Regions from separate parts of the Homo sapiens genome. Here regions 1 and 2 are each linked to region 3. Evidence: chromatin loops called from intact Hi-C (ENCODE). Cell type or tissue: PC-3. All regions are shown on one strand.

Evidence for each region. Hi-C counts contacts between places; a loop is a spot of excess contacts. Peaks named below come from ENCODE experiments on the same cell type or tissue, not always from the same donor. Only the 100,000 strongest peaks of a DNase experiment are listed, where the experiment ranks them.
Region 1: a loop joins it to region 3, with 4 times the contacts of the local background. A loop is called at or near these places in 6 of 110 quality-filtered maps.
Region 2: a loop joins it to region 3, with 3 times the contacts of the local background. A loop is called at or near these places in 11 of 110 quality-filtered maps.

What each region holds. Positions count from the first base shown.
Region 1 is chr7:96,074,519-96,077,018 of GRCh38, forward strand. It overlaps DYNC1I1 (dynein cytoplasmic 1 intermediate chain 1), which reads left to right. Exons shown (of 17, transcript NM_001135556.2): 15 at 1,539-1,679. Among named protein-coding and RNA genes, the nearest start is that of MIR591, 140 kb to the right of the region's middle. RefSeq lists enhancers at 1,259-1,866, 1,259-1,526, 1,506-1,679. In PC-3, CTCF peaks have their summits at 1,096 (motif pointing right) and 1,309; no DNase peak of the experiment used is centred here; H3K4me3 peaks cover 1,450 bases.
Region 2 is chr7:96,414,119-96,416,618 of GRCh38, forward strand. The region is part of intron 3 of LOC105375410 (a long non-coding RNA gene); the gene reads left to right. Among named protein-coding and RNA genes, the nearest start is that of SLC25A13, 93 kb to the left of the region's middle. In PC-3, a CTCF peak has its summit at 996 (motif pointing right); a DNase peak (open chromatin) is centred at 1,003.
Region 3 is chr7:96,708,934-96,711,433 of GRCh38, forward strand. It overlaps SEM1 (SEM1 26S proteasome subunit), which reads right to left and starts at 913. Exons shown (of 3, transcript NM_006304.2): 1 at 755-913. The coding sequence starts at 830. RefSeq lists enhancers at 728-927, 1,098-1,187. In PC-3, no CTCF peak of the experiment used is centred here; a DNase peak (open chromatin) is centred at 958; H3K4me3 peaks cover 1,574 bases; H3K27ac peaks cover 1,344 bases.

The DNA of each region.
Region 1 (2,500 bases), 630 kb before region 3:
CCAGCCTGGGCGACAGAGCGAGACTCCGTCTCAAAAAAAAAAAAAAAAAAAAAAAAGTTTCTTCAGTTCTAAGCGGTGATTTTTAAATGTCAAAGAAATACAGTCCATAGAAAGAGAACTCACAGTTACTACACTACATTTTTGTGTGATATTTAGGTTACAGTTTTATTGTTTTCACACTGATTTTTCTCACTTTCATTTCAGCAGAGATATTTTGTGCATTTTATATTAACAGTTCACTTGGAGAAATCACTCTAATATTTGGAGCCGATTCCCTACAGATACATTCTTTAAACATTCTGTGCAGATAGGATTTGATTGTTCATATTGCATGTTATCTTTTCTTGATCTTATTACTCTGGCCTGTACAGGCATTCAGTGGAACCCATGAAGAGAGTACAGACAGCTGACTGGATGAAGAAGACATTGGGGAAAAAAACTCCCATTGTTTAGATTTCTGTCAGAGGATATAAGAATACTTAATTTCTTTTATCTCTAGGGCTTTCATTATCATTTAAATTTCATTTTACATTAATTGATCAGGGATTAGTAAAGCCATTATGCAGAAATTAGAATAAGACAAGCCAGATGGAATGAATAATTCATGAAGTCCAATTACGTTTTATTTCTGGTGTACTTTCAAACTTGCCTCTGACTTCTGTGCTATTTTGATGTGACAATATTCACTGGAAATCAAGAGTGCCATTTTAATTTATTGTATCCCTCTGGAGTGGAAGCATTTGTATGCACTAGGGGTATGTTAACGCATTTCCACACACACACCCCAACACCCAAAAGTCAATTTTGGGGGTTTTGAAAACACTGGGTGATCTAGGAATACTGTTCATTTTGTACAGAGGTTCAGGGGCACTTCAATGAGCCACACCAGTTCAACTGATTGGGGTGAGCTGACCCTATGCAGAGAGACTAAAGGCGTAGGATCGCGAAATGATTACCTCCTGGAAGAGCAGTAATCCTCTTTAAAATATTTGCACGCATTCCTCTCTGCAAAAGAACCCTTAAAATGTGAATTTGGCCTAGAGTTGGACTGGAGGTAGCAGCAGCTGTTGCAGCTACAGACGAGGACCACGAGGTGGCAGGGGTTGCCTTCAATGAAAGGGTTCGGGGCGGTCGGGACCGCCGGGGCTTCAGAACATCCCCGCGGGTCTGAGCCGGGCCGACCACGGTTGGGTTTAGGCTCCGAGCATCTCGCAAAGCGTTGCCGGGCGAGAATTCCGAACTAATGGAAAGTCCGGTCCACCTGTCTGGAATGTCTCATACAACTCTGTTGTCTGAAACCGCCTCCCCACCCCCGGTCCCAGCCACCAGCCCCTTGAGAGGCCCCCTCTCCCCCCGGTATTTATTTATGCCACTGGACAGTTCTAGTCACATTAAAGCTCCGGTTCACCTTCTCGAGGACTTTCATCTCGGGAAGTTTTATGACACTTTGTGAATGTGCAAAGTTTTTAATTAGGCTCTCTAGACAGCCCGAGGCAGCAGCAGCGCCACAAAGTCTTCACGGTCTCTCTGCTTTACAGCACAACAAGCCGCTCTACTCCTTTGAAGACAATGCAGACTATGTGTACGATGTCATGTGGTCCCCCGTGCATCCTGCGCTTTTTGCCTGCGTGGACGGGATGGGGCGCTTGGACCTCTGGAACCTCAACAATGACACCGAGGTGAGCGGCGGCTCAGGCGCCCGGGCCGGAGGGCTGGGAGGGGGGCGCAGTCGGCCACTCGCAGTCTCTCCCTCTTTCTCCAAAACGGCCTTTTTTGGACAGACCTTCCAACTGCAGCAGGGCTGCCGGCCCCCATTCTTGACTACCCTGAAGGGAATTGGCAGATGCATTGGCCAAAAATCACTTAATCTCCCTTCATCCCTAAACGGTGGCTGCTCTCGGACAATTAACGACCCTTTTTTGCAAAGAGCAAAACGTTATGCGTTCACACCTTTCCCTATGGGACAGGACACACAGGCATTTGTCAGAGCCGTGTTGAAATAACTTTATAGGCAAATACTTGGAAAAGAAAGCTTTTGTGGACGTCGATTTTTAGATTGGGCTTTTAAAAAGGGCTATTTGTCAGTGTTTGCTACTTGTACCGTTTCTATTTTGAATCCACAAAAGACGATTCTGTTGACTATTTTATGTTTAGATCTCTCATCCATTTGATTTGTACCAAGGTAAATATTCCTTGTCTAAGATATCAAATTCAGAGGCAGACTTTTACAACAGTCTCCAACTTTAAACATGAATATCAAACTCAGTATTTTTTTAAAAATAGATTTTAACATGTCACATTTACAGCAAGTGAAAATACCCATTTATTTTAAAAATCAGCCAGTAATAAATACTGTTTTTAAATTATGCTATAAAAATTTATGTTTTAAAAACTATGCCACATGCATTGTTCCTTTTTGCCAGTCTAGCAAAATTACTGAGTTGCTAATTCAGCTACTTGGATTTTTTTTTAACATAAATATTATTGTCCTTCAACTTTA
Region 2 (2,500 bases), 290 kb before region 3:
CCCAACAGCTACAGAGAGGTCTCTTGGTTCCTTAATAATATTATTTATTTTCTCTTCCTGGTGATATTACTGTGGCCTACTTGATTTTAAAGGCTTGGCTATACATTTTAAAAATTCATTAATGATGGAAAATAAAAAAGATACATTCATACCAAATAATTATGCCTAAGAAAATTCAAGCTTTCATTGTGTTTTAACCTGTTGGCCAGAGCTGGCCATTTGTATGTATTAAAAAGGCAGCTACCAACTATAATGACTGATTAAGGGACATACATCAACACCCCATTCCTCTTTGACCTCCATGTATCTGTCAAATTGGCTAAAGATCTTAACATTAGGATCATCCTTGAATAGCCATCTTAAGGATTTAAGAGTTTGAATTTACATGGGATAAGAAACATTTTACCTGGTTAATATAGGAGCTTGGCTAATTTACATGGATACCCCAATATCCCACTTATCTCTTAGCAGAGAGCAGGGCTCAGAGGGGAACTGAAAGTAAGAACAAAACTGAAAGGAAGTTGATAAAGAAAGACTTGGAACAGGAATTCCTGCCTAGGCCCAGTCCTGGATGCCTACAGAATGGCTCAAGGATGCTAGGGCTTACTTCTTATTACACCTTGAATGCCTAGCGCAGGGCCTGGCGCTGAATGAATGAATAAAGGAATGAATGTGTGGGTGTCAAGGTGAGAGGGTGTTTAATAAGTGTTGATGGTGGGGGCAGCCTCATAAAAATGACAGTAGATGGATGGGGGTTGCATGGGTGTATAGGGGATAAATTTTTAGAAATTTTTTTAAAGAGCAACTCTCAAGGCCTGGAATTTGTTTTGTGAACAGTCCCACAAAGCAGTTGCCTCTCACAGATTTACTGCATTTAGAAAAGTCCAGGTCCTCTTTCATGCTTTTCTCCCTGCACCCTAGCCCCAGAGTGTTAGCCATATTTTCTTCATGGCCATTGCATGGAACACCATCAATGAACTCAGCCTTTGTCCAGTAGACGGTGCTGTTGTACTCTGGCCCTGCTGCTGATGGCATCCTTCTTCCTCGTTAGTGTTTCATCACAGGATTTTATAATGAAAAGGTTCTCAGACATTTGGGGAAAGGCTTTTTTCCCCCCAAACTAGATGCAAAAATATCTTTTCACACGGGGCTCACCCCTCATGTCTTTTCAAAGAAGCACAGGAAAAAAAAAAGAAAATATTCATGTTTTTCCTGTTCTGGGAAACAAAAGAAAACAAAACAACAACCCAAATCTCTCAGGGATGAGGTCCTGACACCTTTGGCTGAATTAAGCTGTTGGGAGACAAGGAAGAGGTAATAGTGGTCAGGTAATCTCAACACTCAACCGCCATCCTGTTTTGGTGGAGGGCCCCAAGTAACACACTTGGTGGGAGGCCTGGGCTGAGCAGGATGGGTCTTCCTCCCAGGAGCCTGGGAGAACACAAGGCCAATTGTGAGGCAAGGTGCATGGGCTGCTGCAGGAGGGCTTGGGCAGCAGCTGTCCCCAGATGCCCACTGCCAATAAGTCTACAGAGCAGCACTGGCTGTGGCCTCAAAGGGACCGAGGAAGCTGCCACCCTGGCCTGGGGTCAAACTGTGTGTGGTGACAGGGAAAGGAATGTGGACTTTGGCAGAGTAAAGAGCGGAAATATGGGAGCCCAAGAGAAAAGCCACCTGGGCTTGTTGAAGCTTTACCACCAGCCAGGGAGGGCAGTGTTTCTTGTCCCTCAAGATGTGGTTTAGGAAGCCCCAATCTGTTAGGTGCTTTGAGAAGTCTCCCTCTCTATGAGGTACCATCTCACTAAATAAAAGGAGCTATTCAGTGCAGGGGAAAACTCACTGTTGGGTGCATTCCACGGAGAGTAAAGGCACATCAAAGAAAAAAGTCCTTTAACACACAGATTTCTCCTTGACTTGGATTGTTGTAAAACTAGTGTGCAACTAAGAATTACAGAAAATCTTCAAAGGGAGAAATTACTTAGTGAAAAATTTTCATTATAGCCATGAATGGTGATAAGCAGGTTGGATTAGGGATGTGACCATCCGGGTCTTTCACTTTTCTAGGTCTGATGGATTTGGATACATCACAATATCTCTGAGTCTCAGTTTCATTCCTGTAAAACGGCATACTCATTCCTGTCCTATCTCCCTCATTAGGTTGAGCATTCTGAGACTCAGAGAAGTTCACTCATGTGGAAAAACAGTTTGTCAGTTCTAAAGTTCCATGCAAGTGTGAAGATTTATATTAGCTAGGAATTACATCCTTTTCCTCCCGTCTGCAGAACACCTCCCTGCCACAGTGCAGAATACAGAAGTTTTACACATAGTAAATATTAAAATGAAGAGACAAAAAGGCAAAAACAAAAATGCATGTGGTTACTGAGCAAACACTGAGATGGAATTATTTCACATTGCAGTGAACAAAGGGACATTTCCAGTATTATTCCCAATCCTATACAGTTGGTGTTCCAAAGGCCAGGTAGTTGCATGTTACTGTAAA
Region 3 (2,500 bases):
TTTTGAAGCTAAAAAAAAAAATGTGTAAGGTTTAGGTTCTTTTAAAAAAATATTTTATTTTTGTAGGGACAGGGTCTCGCTATGTTGCCCAGGCTGGTCTTGAACTCCTGACCTTATGTGATCCTCCTGCCTCTTCCTCCCAAACTGCTGCGATTACAGGCGTGAGCCACCACACCCGGCAAGTTTTAGGGTCTTATAAAGCATTAAGTTAGGTCACAGTTAAGTGATCAAAATGGTGAGGAACAGGAATGAGGCAATAATGTGTATTAAGCACCCCGTATCTTACCCTCCTATCCTACTTAATGAGGCTTCATTTGTAACATCCTAAAAGTTAAGCAGCATTGGCGTAACTACTGACAATTCAATTCTGGAAAGGTTTAAAGACAAAGAAAGACTGCTAAAACAAAAAGAAAAGGAGGTTATGTAGACTTGAACTAAGTTTAAGTGGTGAGTAACCCAGGTGAACAGTAAATGGACCAACCATCACAGACGCGGGGCTATGGGTCCAGACTCACGGTGGCTCCTCCCAGTGAGGAAGCCGAAGCCATTGGGCCTCACCAGTGAGTCCCAGCGCAACACCCCAAACCCGAATCTGGGGCGCCACTGAGGGGTGAGCGTTAGCGCCTCGAGTGCCGGCCCTGGGAGTCCAAACTTCCCGCCGGTGCCCCCAGCTGGGCCCGAGCACCCAAGCTACCTCCACACGGAGGCCTGAGTCACCGTTCGCGCGACACAGAAACCGGGGCCCAGCGGTTACCTTCGGCAGGGAACTCTTCAAACTCGTCGTCTTCCTCTAACAGACCTAAGTCTACCGGCTGCTTTTTCTCTGACATCTCGACTGTCCGCGCCCAACACCTCCCAGATAAGCAGAAAAGTTGGAACCCTCACTCTTCCTCAAGGAAACGCCACCGTCACTACCGCCTCCGACGCTGACGCTACCATAGAGACTTGGGGAAAGAATACGGGAGCAGCGCGAGGAATGCTGGGATACTGGAGGTCGGCCCAGCGCTTCCTGCGGGGTTAGCGCTTTTTCCGAGTTGTAGAGGTGATTTTTTTTTTTTTTTTTTTTTGGTCTCTACCTTGTTATTCGGACTCTCTGTATTGCCAAAGTTGAGATCCGTGTAGTTTTCCTGACTATAAGAGACTCATAATGTGTAAAACAAACAAACAAAAAAACCCTTAGTTTGCAACCGAGGAAGGAACTCTAGAGAGACTACAGTGTGACTGCAAACATTCATCAGCCCTTCACATACGTTATTACCTCCAGTCCTTAAGCCAGTTCCCTAAAGGTGGTATTAAATGTCTCCACATCACAGAAAATTCAGGTTCGGTAGGAAGCAGCCGAAGTCACTCAGGTAGTTCTAGACAACCGAAATGCAGATTTTTTTGCCTGGCTCCAATCTCCAGACTTTTCCATTAGGCAGTGTTTATAAGGTCTTAGAATTACTTTGTGGTAAAATAGCTTTTTAAATAGAATTTGTGTGGTGTGTATGTGTGTGTAGTAACTCTGGTTTACAGGTTATTATACAGTAATGCTATTTATGGATTTGTGTAACATTTTATGGTGTTCAAAATATATCATTTAGAATTGTTTGAATAGCATTTGAATATCATTTTGAATACAGTAGTGAACTTCATGGAACTCTATATATAATATATGGATGTATATGGATGAATATTATGGAATATACGTACACAAATTGAGTATTATTGTAAATGTTGATACATGTTCCAGATTATATCTATAAATGCCATTCCTTTATTCAACAATGTAAGGTCATACCGCTTACCAGGAGCTGTGCATCAAACATGTATAGACAAGGTCCCTTTCTTCAAGGAGCTTATATGCTGCTCAGAGACATGTAAACAGATAAATCACAATGAAACACAGTAATCCACTTGAATCTGCATCTTAATATTAGTGAGAAATGAACAGAGTGTTTGGGAATACAGAAAATTGAATAACTAAATGTAGAACAAACTTGGCCAAGAACTACAATTAGATGAAATTTTTAAAAAATGTATCTCTTATACTATTTGATTTATATAGATTACTGAAAATAATGGTATCTCACTACCAAAAAAATTATGTCAGGTAATGCATATCTTATTTAGTGTGATTTAGTCATTATACAATGTATTTGTATTTTAAAACATGTGCTCCCAAATATAGGCAATTTTTATTTGTCAATTAAAATAATTTTTTAAAGAAGGTAAAAAAAAAAAGATTTTGCCAAGGAATCAGAAAACCCAAATTTTAGTTCCTGGACCTATTATTTATTTCATTTGATATATGATGAAGTTTGTATCAATCCTTAGCAAAAGAAAAAAATCAACAGCAATATGGTGATTTTTTCCCCCTAAAACTATATTCAATTTAAAGAGAGATTGTTGATTTAAAAATCAACAATCTTACGTCAAGTTCCACCACCCCTGCCCTTTCTTCCATTGTACTGGTTTGTGAAATCCAGAATGCTGAAACTTAAATAACTTCTTATTTCAG